Regions from separate parts of the Homo sapiens genome. Here region 2 is linked to region 1. The links are chromatin contacts, found by Hi-C or POLR2A ChIA-PET in ENCODE. All regions are on one chromosome and are shown on one strand. Each heading gives the region's core, a stretch centred on a gene start or an enhancer-like site at or near the end of the contact. The rest is flanking DNA. Distances are from core to core; before and after follow the strand shown. Region 1 holds the start of EPAS1 (endothelial PAS domain protein 1). Region 2 holds the start of LINC01833 (long intergenic non-protein coding RNA 1833).

Region 1 (5,068 bases), core at 1,735-4,234:
TGCCCCAGCATCACCTTTCAAAGTTTTTCTCCTCTAGTTCTCCACAGGCTCTAAAAAGTAAAATTGGATGCACCCTAGCCACAGCCTGCATCTGGTTTACACTCTCAGCTCCTTCCTGCAAAGGTTATTGAGCTGAGTCCTGGAAGAAATCTCAGGCCACCCGGCTCTGCTCTAAGCAAGGCTGGGTGCAACCCTTTTGAGAGTTATTATAATGAGTTTTTGGTGTATCTCAGACACTGCCAAAATCCCGGACTTGGCAAGGTGCGGTGGCTTATGCGTATAATCCCAGCACTCTGGGAAGCCCAGGTGGGTGGATCACATGAGGCCAGGAGTTCCAGACCAGCCTGGCCAACATGGCAAAACTCCATCTCTACTAAAAATACAAAAATTAGCCGGGCATGGTGGTGCACATCTGTAGTCCTAGCTACTTGGGAGGCTGAGGCAGGGGAATAGCTTGAACCCGGGACGTGGAGGTTGCAGTGCGCCAAGATCGTGCCACTCCGCTCCAACCTGCGCAACAGAGTGAGATTGTCTAAAGAAAAAAAAAAAATCCCAGACTCAATGCCAGCTGTTTGTGTTAGCCTGGGGATCCTTCACTTATAGGGTGCAGTCTGGCCAAGAGGAAGGAGCTATATAACATGGTTGATGGAATTTCTAACATTTAAGCTCAGGGGTACATGTGCAGGATGTGCAGGTTTGTTACATAGGTAAATGTGTACCATGGTGGTCCACTGCACAGATCATCCCATCACCTAGGTATTAAGCCCAGCATCCGTTAGCTATTGTTCCTGATGCTCTCCCTCCTCCCACCCCTCACCCTCTGACACGCCCCAGTCTGTGCTGTTCCTCCCATGTGTCCATGTCTTCTTAGGTTGATGTGGTCTTGAGTGACCCCTCCTTGCCTTTCCTCTTTAAAAACAAGATCTAAAAGGCTATGTTCTCTATGGGTTGGAGGTGTTGCCTCGATCTGTCAAGCACAGTCCAGGACTCAGAGGCTGTTGTGGTGAACTACTGTAGGCACCTGGAAGCCACCAAGGTGCCCTTTTCCCGCACTCTAGTCCCAAGTGAGGGAAATAAGCCTATGGTTAAGGGAGAACTATCTACCAATTTGAACTCATTAAAATACATAAATGTGTCCACTAGAAATGGCTGGCTGGAGAAGCCCAGTACCAAATCACCCCGTTCCTGAAACCCACCAGCCCCATGAAATAGTTCGCTAGAGAGAGATTTGCAATCTTTGAATTCGTTGACTATCAACCTGTATAGGTGCTCCGTGCCCCGAGATCTGAGAAAATGACAAAATACGTCTACTTCCCGGCCGGGCACAGTGACTCACGCCTGTAATCCCAATACTTTGAGAGGCCAAGTTGGGCAGATCACTTGAGGTCAGGAGTTTGAGACCAGCCTGGCCAACATGGTAAAACTCCCGTCTCTACTAAAAATACAAAAATTAGCTGAGGGTGGTGGTGGGCGCCTTTAATTCCAGTTACTCCGGAGGCTGAGCCACAAGAATCGCGGGAAGCGGAGGTTGCAGTGAGTCGAGATGGGGCCACAGCACTCCAGCCTGGGCGACAGAGTGGGACTCAGTCTCAAAAAAAAAAAAAAAGTATTTCCCAATTCTTCGTCAGTTTTTGCCCTCTCCCCACTTCGCCTTCTCCAGGCTCCTGAAAAGTATCTCCCCCAACCCTTTCTGTGTACACGGGGAAAACACGTGTTCATTTTTATTATGGCGCTGAAACCTACCCTTCTCTTCAAATCGCTTCTGTAGATCGTTCTAGTATAAAATGTGGCAAGAGGCTAAAGGGAGAGATATAGACCAGTTCTTTGGCCCTCGCTTTCCAACTTCAAGTTACACCTGTGAAACTCATGGGTCCTTCCACAGCCTTCAAAAACTAAGGGCGTCCCCTGTCCTCTCCCCAGATGTCCCTTCCCCATCGCCGGTAGCGAGTGGGAGACAGCTCAGCGCGGGGCAGGGGAGCACTGGGCCCGGAGATGGAAGGCAGCGTCAAAAGCGCCGCTGGAAAATCCCTGAGCGCTAACCGTTGCCTGTGTGAGCCCTTAAATCTACAAATTTCCAACACCTGTAGCCTTTGGGTTTCCCAGGACTTCCATCGACCCTGGCGGCAGAGAGGGCAGGCCTGAGATGCAGTGACTTGAGGGCACATGGCCAACTCTTGTCACTCCAAGATCACACTGGGGAACCAGACTGACTTCTCCAATTCTGAACTCGCCCCGGCCTCGGGCGGCTCAAAGGGCCTCCTCTGCCGCATCCCCGCCAAAACCAAACCGCCTGGCACAAGCCGGTAAGCAACCACCCTGCTGGGAGAGGGAAGGAAGAGTAGGCGCAGCCCTAGATCAATTTCCTTGCACTGCTTCTCCCAGACGGTCAAGTCAGCTGCGTCCCACCGAAAAGGGCGCATCGCCCACGCCCGAAACGCAGCCGCTGGGGGCCGAGAAATTATCCCCACCTGGCCCGAGGGCCAGGGACGCAGGAGCGCAGCAGCGTGGAGGGGCTCCGCGCTGGCCCGGCGCTGCCCGCGGTCCTGCCCTCGTTCCAAGGGCACGGCGCCGGTACGAGGACACCGACGCTGTGGCGCAACTGCCGTCCCCCGCAGCAATCCCGGAGCCCGGCTCCCGGCCGCCCCTCGGCCCTGCGCAGGCTGCCTCTCCCCGACGCGGAGTCCCACCCCGCTACCCGCCGCCCAGACGACCTCATAAACAAGTCCTCGAAGTGCGGAGGCAGGAGGCGGGGCGCAGCGCGGGGGCAGGAGGCGGGCCAGGGTCAGGGCAGAGGCTGCGGCCGCGCGTCCCCATTGGCCGGGACGCAGTGAGCCGCCCGGAGCTCGGCGCGGGCGGGGCCTGCCGGCGCGTGCCCGCCCACACACCCGCGCCGGTGCCCGCCCCCCGCCCTCCGCGCCCGCCCCGTGCCCGCCCCAAGCCGGCCGACGGAGTTTTTAAAGTGGGCTGCCGGCCGCGGGAGCTTTACACTCGCGAGCGGACCGCCACACGGGTCCGGTGCCCGCTGCGCTTCCGCCCCAGCGCTCCTGAGGCGGCCGTACAATCCTCGGCAGTGTCCTGAGACTGTATGGTCAGCTCAGCCCGGCCTCCGACTCCTTCCGACTCCCAGCATTCGAGCCACTTTTTTTTTTCTTTGAAAACTCAGAAAAGTGACTCCTTTTCCAGGGAAAAAGGAACTTGGGTTCCCTTCTCTCCGTCCTCTTTTCGGGTCTGACAGCCTCCACCCACTCCTTCCCCGGACCCCGCCTCCGCGCGCAGGTTCCTCCCAGTCACCTTTCTCCACCCCCGCCCCCGCACCTAGCCCGCCGCGCGCCACCTTCCACCTGACTGCGCGGGGCGCTCGGGACCTGCGCGCACCTCGGACCTTCACCACCCGCCCGGGCCGCGGGGAGCGGACGAGGGCCACAGCCCCCCACCCGCCAGGGAGCCCAGGTGCTCGGCGTCTGAACGTCTCAAAGGGCCACAGCGACAATGACAGCTGACAAGGAGAAGAAAAGGTAAGCGGGCGTCCGGGCCGATCAGGGGGCCGGTCCGAGGCCAGGGCCGGGCTGCGCGGGGCAGGCGCGACCGAGAGTGGTTGGGAGAAGAGTGCTGAGAGGTCTTCGGAGCTCGAGGCTCGGTTTGGAGGGCTGTGAGGGGGAGAGCATGTGCCCGGTTTGGGGGCGCGGATCAGCAGCTTTGCAGTGGAGACTTCTGCGGCTCGGAGGAGTCGGGGATTTGCGCGCACGGCGAGGCCAGGAGGCCGAGGGAGATGGCCTGGAGGTCGGAGGTGCTTCCGCGGTGCCTTTGAAAATCTCCCAGCCGCCCCGCAGCAGATTACCGTGGCCACCGGCGCTTGGAAATGTTTGTGGGTGCATGTCCTCGACTTTCTCTGGTCTCTCATTTTGGGGCAGCATCCACGTCTCTATTTTTCTCTGGATTCGCGGAGTCCTTCCAAATGCGCTCCTGTGCCCGCGCCGCGGCCCAAGTGGGCAAAGGGGGGCGGGAGGCGGAGAGCGGCTCAGGGACACGATCCTACCGAGGAGCCAGGACCCTTCAGAGCGCCCCGCTGCCGGGCTCCAGACCCCACCGAAGGTTGGAGAACCCACTTCCTCGTGCCGCACCTTGACTCTGGGGAGAGTAGGTAGTGAGTGACCTGGATTGCCCTGCGGGGGCAGATGGTTCGGTGTGTAGGAAGCGGACGGCAACACTGGATGTCCCTGGCAGGTCCGGGTGTCTGTCTCCGAAGAGGACAGAGAAGGGCAGCCACGATCTGCCCGCCTGCCCTCGCGAGCCTCTCGGCACTGGGTGAGAGGCAACTCTGGCCATTTCTTGCTGCCCTCTCGCCCTCTCCCGGCCGCTCCCAGTCCAGCCGGGCCCGGCGCTACCCGAGCGAGGGTTCGAGCCCTCTGCGCGGCCGCGCAGAAGCAGGCAGGGCCTCAACTTCTGCAAATGTGTGCGGCTCGCCGCCTGTCCCCTTTCTCCTCCTGTCTCCACCCGTGCGGCCCCAGTGGCCTGGAGCTTCCAGCCCCGCGCTTGGCCGCGGCTTGGCGAGGCTATGCTGCGGGAAGCTGGAATCCAACGCGCGGCCGGCTGAACCGCCTGAGCCGCGGGAAACCAGCGGCGGAGCGGCGGTATAGAGGTGCGAGGATGAGGAGGACCGACTCGCTAAGGGAGGGAGGTGACTGGCCGGGAGGGCTCACTGCCGAGGTTGATTTGCTCTTGTTCCAACTTCCACTACGGGACTGGAGCCAGAAACCGTGTATCCTCCGGTCGAAAGCAGCGGTTCCCACCTCGGGGCACCGATAAGGATTTGATAAACGGGAGCGAATCGCGCCTGTCCTGGCTCGGCGCCCGGGCCCTTCACTGCGGGATCGCTAGGGGAGGGGATTGGGCCCTGCTCCCCTTTCCTGGCCGTAGTCCCCCCTTTCTCGTCACCGTCGCGCCCTCAGACCCAAGACAAGTGAGGGAGCCCTGAGACTGCAGCCGGCACATTCCCAGGGCCCTCGGAGCAGTCCTGGGGTTCCATGTCTTTTGAAGGCAGCAGAGCAAGGAAAAGACTCTTAAGATT
Region 2 (5,068 bases), core at 1,772-4,271, 1.4 Mb before region 1:
ATGCTAGCGGAGCTAGGGAGAGAGAAAGGAAGAGAAGCAAACCAGATGGACTTGGAGGGCTCTCTGTATCCCAGGGCCTACCTGGCCTTTTGGTTCCTTTCCACGACCTCCCAGAGACGCTCACGCGGGCACGGGGTCCTGAGGTTACCAACCTGACCAGGCCCACTGTGTGTCTGAGGGATCCTGGGCATGTTTGTGTTTGTGTGTTGGGGGGTGGGGTCCAGAAAGTCCTGAGTGTGGATTTGGAGCAGCCTGCTTCCCAAGCCCAGAGCATTAATTCCCCCCAAAAGTAACCCTTAAGGGCCCAAGAGCTGTGTATGCAAGGAGGGAGTGAAGGACCTTGAGCTCCGACTGTCCAGGGAAAAGGGCATCAGAGGAGAGGGGAGACAGAAAGGGAAGGAAGGCTACACTTCCTGAGGACTGAAGCACAATTTTTAAGAGGGTGTCTTATATTTACTGGCCAGCCATGTCAGCTGCCCCACTAAGAAAAGGTGAAGTAGATGACTGCTTTGGTTTCCCTTCCTTCCAGGGCTCTGGCTCTCTGCCTCTCTGCCAGGCTGCCAGGCCAGTCTTGCAGGGTGGTCTTGCCTATAGCACTTTTTTTGCCAGGCCTCCCTGGGACTAGAAGCCAAAGAAGGGATACCTCTGTTGAGGGGGAGTGCAGGACGGGCTGTGGTCCCCTGCCTTCCCTACTGCCACTTGTCATAACATGTGACTGGGCTCTGTGAATGGTGGAGGCAATGATGGGTTAGGGAGGGGAGCTGCCCACCCTTTCTCAAATCCAAGTCCTGGCACACCAGGTCTGGCTGTTCAGAAGGGGAACCTTGGGAAGAAGTGTGTGGCCTCTGGGCAGTGGAAGCCAAGGGAACCTAAGGTGATAGGAGGATGGAAGGCTGACCCTCAGCCACCCCAGCATTAGTCCAGATGCACCTTTAAGGAACTGGAGTGACTAATTGATTTGCAATTGGTCCACTTGGGAGAGGCTGGCAGTGCACTCCCTGGGCTGGATCCTGAGACAGCAAAAGCCTCTCCTGCCACCCGCTCCCCTCCCTGCACTGCCCCCAACCAGTATGGCTCACACCTCCCAACTCTCCAGCCCCTCTCTCTTGGGAATGGGTAACTGCAGGCAGCTAGGCTGGGTTTGTGCCCACCCTCCTGGGCCTGGCAGTGGGAGGTGCCGTGGTTCAAGACAGAGCCAAACTTCCCCTGTTTCAGAATGTGGGGGGTGGAGGGTCCTTTAGAGGGCGGCGGGGCTCATTAGGCAGAGCAGGGTGCCGAGAGGTGCGCGTCGCCGGCCCCTGAGGCCGCCTTTGAGCCGTCGGGGCGGCTTCATTAAGCTGCGCTAACAAGGCGTACAAATGCCGAGCCCAGCAGCTTTCTTGCAATGCCCGGCCTTAGCAGGGCGCCGGACTAATGAGGGTCACTCAAAGGGGCTGATCAAATATTCAAATTTCCCCGCACGCCAGGAACTTTTATGCATGGAGAAAGTTGAGGCAACTGAGCTGTGTTTACTGTCCGGGGCGACAATTGCTTGGAGCGCCAGTCCCCGGAGGCTAAGGCGGGGGGCGGGGGTGCGGGGAGGGAGCAGTTGTTGTTGTTGTTTTTCAAAGGAAAGTAATCGGGGTCCTTGAAGGGCTTCGCGGCCTCCCCGCCTGCGTGCTGCGCTCCCCTGCGCCCTCCCTGGCCGCCCGCGCCAAGCGCCTCAGTTTGCAGCTTGCGGGGAGGCCCAGACTACGGGCCACCCGGCCAGCCTCCGCCTCCCGACATCCTGGGAGCCGGAAGGGGCGTTGCCCCCACAGGGCAAACCTTCCCCCGGCCTCCTGGTCGGCTGTTTAGAGCTGAGCAAGGCCAAGTGGGTGCAGCTGCCCCAACCCTCCGGATCCTCGTCTCCCGGAGGCCTGCAGACCCGTTGGCTTTCCCTGTAACCCAAAACAAGGAGAGAGTGGGAGGTCTCTCGGGCGTTCTCCAGATGTGGTTGAGACTTTCCCAGTGCTGGGGTGGCGGGTGACATTTGTAAATAAATGCCAGTTGGTCCGGGTACAAGGAGAACACTATTTAAACCCCAAAGACATCTTTTCTCCCTGCCCCACCTGAAGGCGATATTTTAGATCGCCGGGGCCAGGATTGAAGCGGGGATGATGGCAGCAAATTTGTTCTGCACAGGTGACCCGGCCTGTACGGGCGCCAAGTCCCAGATCCCGCAATCAGAGCGGCCAGAGAGCAGAGAAGAGACCTAGAGGATCTGCAAGCTGACCTATCCACCCGAGACTCTCCGCTCTGAGCGACCCCAGGGTGCAGGCGCCCTCCACGCGCCACCTCCTCTAGCGGTCCCCCAGGGTCCCTTCCCAGTCCTCGCACTGCCCTAGGGCTTGCTTGGTTCCCAGACCAGCGTGGAAGGCCGCTGGGCCCCGGAACCCAAGGTCCCTCTGCTTCTGCTCCACTCCCCAGTGCCCAGCGCCTGGGAATTTGGGAGGGGAAGCTCTGGCGCTCCACAGCCCTGCTTCCCACCCAAACACGCACTCAGAACCCCTCGACTGAGATCCTATGGAGCCTGCGCCCCCAGCCCGGCGGGGAGCCAGTCCGGCCCTCCGCTCTGGGACCAGCCGCCCCGCCTCCCTGCCCTGCTCTCCGGACTCTCAACTTACCCGCTCCAGGAGGCGGGAGTACTGCTTCAGGCCAGAGCCGAAAGGCGCTGGCGGCGGCTGGACCGCGAGGTGGGCTCGGTGGGCGGCGCCGAGCTCGGCTCTGCTGGGAGGCGCGGACAGCCCGGGGCTGCCACCTGCCCCACCGGGTCCTGGCGCACAAAGCTACACGCCTCTCTGCAGCCCTCTGCCCTGCTTCGCGTTCCGGAACCGCGGTCGCCACCCAAGCAGGCGGGGTGCGGCAGGGCGGCAGGGCGGCAGGCGCTGGGGCAGAGGCTGGGGGGCGGGGGTGTCGCCAGAGTCTCAGCCCCACTTGCCTCAGTTCTCCCTGAGTGGCGATGGTTTTTTATTTCAGCGCTTTCGGCAGAGCCCGCAGCACCTGCCCAGCCTCCCTCCGGGGCTGGCCGGGCAGTGGCAGGGAGAGGCCAGGTCGCCACCACCCGGAGGCGGGGGTTTCGGGGACGGGGAGGGGACTGACCGGGTTCACCCGCCCGCCCGGCGCCTGGGTCCCCGGCTCCGGGGGATGCAGTTTCGGGGTCACGAGCTGCTTTCAAAAAGTTGAACACAATATTCGGAAACCCACCCGTAGGAATTCTCCCCCCACACGCGGCACAATACCCACTCCCCTCCCCTTTTTCATTCCTTCCTCCCCCGCTTCCTCCTCCTGCCCCTTCCCCCTCCCACCCTTCAGCCTATAATCCTTCCCCTACGAGAGAAAGGGATCGGGAAGAAAACATGAAGTGTCTGTTTTTGTGTCCCAACCTTTGGGCTCTTTCTGGGCCCTCAGTGAATGACCGCCCAGAGCTTTCAGCTGCGTGGAGAAGGACTCATGGCCAGGAGGAGAGGAAATATATATGGAGTGGAGAGAGCACTGAAATGGGGCTTGGCAGGTCTTCCCTTTGGAGGAATATTTTTCTGCCCCAGTCGTCGTGTTGAAGACCTGCTACCCCACGGCTGTCTCTGGCTAAGTGAGCCAGTATTGGCCCCTCGCCGGACCCAGGGCCTCCCTGCCGCCCGGAATCCTCCAAGGAGGCTTGCACTTGTCGGCTTGCTCTTCTCCCCGGCCCTCAGAGGCCTGGCACTGCGGGAGTCAAGGCCTAAGCAGGGCTCCAGCTCGGGGTTTAGGGGCTGGGACACTCACAGCCCCAGTCACGTTAGGTTTCCCATTTAAATTCTCTCTCAACCTCTCTTTCTCTCTTCCCTCATTGAGATCACCAAAGTGGTGTGGACACGGCGCCTTGCCCCCAGATCTGCATCGGAATGCAGAAAAGATCTTTAAAAAAAAAAAAAAAAAGTTTTGAATTCCTCAATGATTTTTCTTCTGGAAAGGCAGCTTAGGATAATTATTTCAGCTTTATTGAGGGCAGATTAGTTGAAGTCTGGGCGCTGCGTTTCAATACGCGTTGTACACGGGCCGACAATGTGGTCATTGTTGGCTACTGTGTGTGAATCCATTCAACATATACACTTTTTAACACCAAACCGAGTCCTGTCTAAATATACACAGTGCTCAGGGAAAGACGTCTCTGACCCCGACAAATCTGCGTAAATCACACTTCCATAGTTACAGAAGCCTCACAAAGGGAGGCCCGGCTCAAGATGCTGATTACAGCTTCTTAAAAGCAACATACCTAAGAATAAATACCCATGCCTGGCCTAGGGGCTGTGGTGGCCAGAGGCAGAGAGGGCCCTCTGTGTTCTATGGGCCTTTTGGCGTCTGTTTTAGGCTTTCGATGTTACTTTCCCTAGAGAAATTAGACAGTTTAAAAATAATAATGGTAATTATTATTATTTTACAATACGAGCAAACAAGCAATTTTCAGGCCTTATTCACTTCATCCGGGTGGCTGGCCTCCAAAGTTTGAGTGCCCTCTGGGGCTGGCAGGCAGGACCAGAGCTCCTTCTGTTGTGTGGTGAGGAGTGGGCATCTGTAGGACTTTTCTGGGTCCAGAGGGCTCTTGGGCTTCTCGGCTCCCGCAGCTCCTCCACCACTCCTCAGAGAGGCAGCTGAATTCTGGGAAGAAACAAAGAGTTGAGTTGCTTCTTAAGATGGAAAGAAGTGTACTGTTTGGACTGTTATTTTAAAATACAGGGTGGTGGGGGAAATCGAGGCTCCTTGGCCGGGGAGGGAGTAAAGAGAAGCCTAATTGATGAAGAGGGAGTTGAGGTGAATGCGGTCCATGGGCACCGATGGGGGAGGCAAGAGCGGCCTCCAGCACCCTGGGAATTGGGCTCAGGCTCCCTGGCGCCAGATACCCTCGGAATCCGGGATCCCCGGCTGGCGCCACGGCCCGCTGGGCCAAGGTCGGTGCTTGGTGGGCCCCATGATCTCATCTCTCCTTTCTTCCTTGCCACTATTAGTGCTCACATAGGCAGAAAGAGGCGGCCCGACGTGCAAACCATGTGCAAACCGCGCCCGCTGGGCT

What was found. A loop is a pair of places that touch in the nucleus more often than their neighbours do. ChIA-PET counts read pairs that join two places held with the same protein, here RNA polymerase II (POLR2A).
Region 2: a map with no recorded cell type shows a loop between it and region 1 (6-fold over the local background). The contact joins the promoter of LINC01833 here to the promoter of EPAS1 in region 1. A Hi-C loop is called at or near these places in 1 of 37 single-sample maps with no recorded cell type. POLR2A ChIA-PET finds 5 or more read pairs at or near these places in 1 of 52 experiments (BJ).

The regions. Positions count from the first base shown.
Region 1 is chr2:46,294,423-46,299,490 of GRCh38, forward strand. EPAS1 (endothelial PAS domain protein 1) reads left to right here and starts at 2,985. Exons shown (of 16, transcript NM_001430.5): 1 at 2,985-3,515. The coding sequence starts at 3,490. RefSeq lists silencers at 2,439-3,018, 3,249-3,578.
Region 2 is chr2:44,936,178-44,941,245 of GRCh38, forward strand. It overlaps LINC01833 (long intergenic non-protein coding RNA 1833), which reads right to left and starts at 3,022. Exons shown (of 2, transcript NR_147195.1): 1 at 2,646-3,022. SIX3-AS1 (SIX3 antisense RNA 1) reads right to left here. Exons shown (of 2, transcript NR_103786.1): 2 at 3,977-4,656. RefSeq lists enhancers at 704-1,237, 1,238-1,770, 3,189-3,690, 3,691-4,190, 4,959-5,068 and silencers at 1,644-1,723, 2,718-2,847.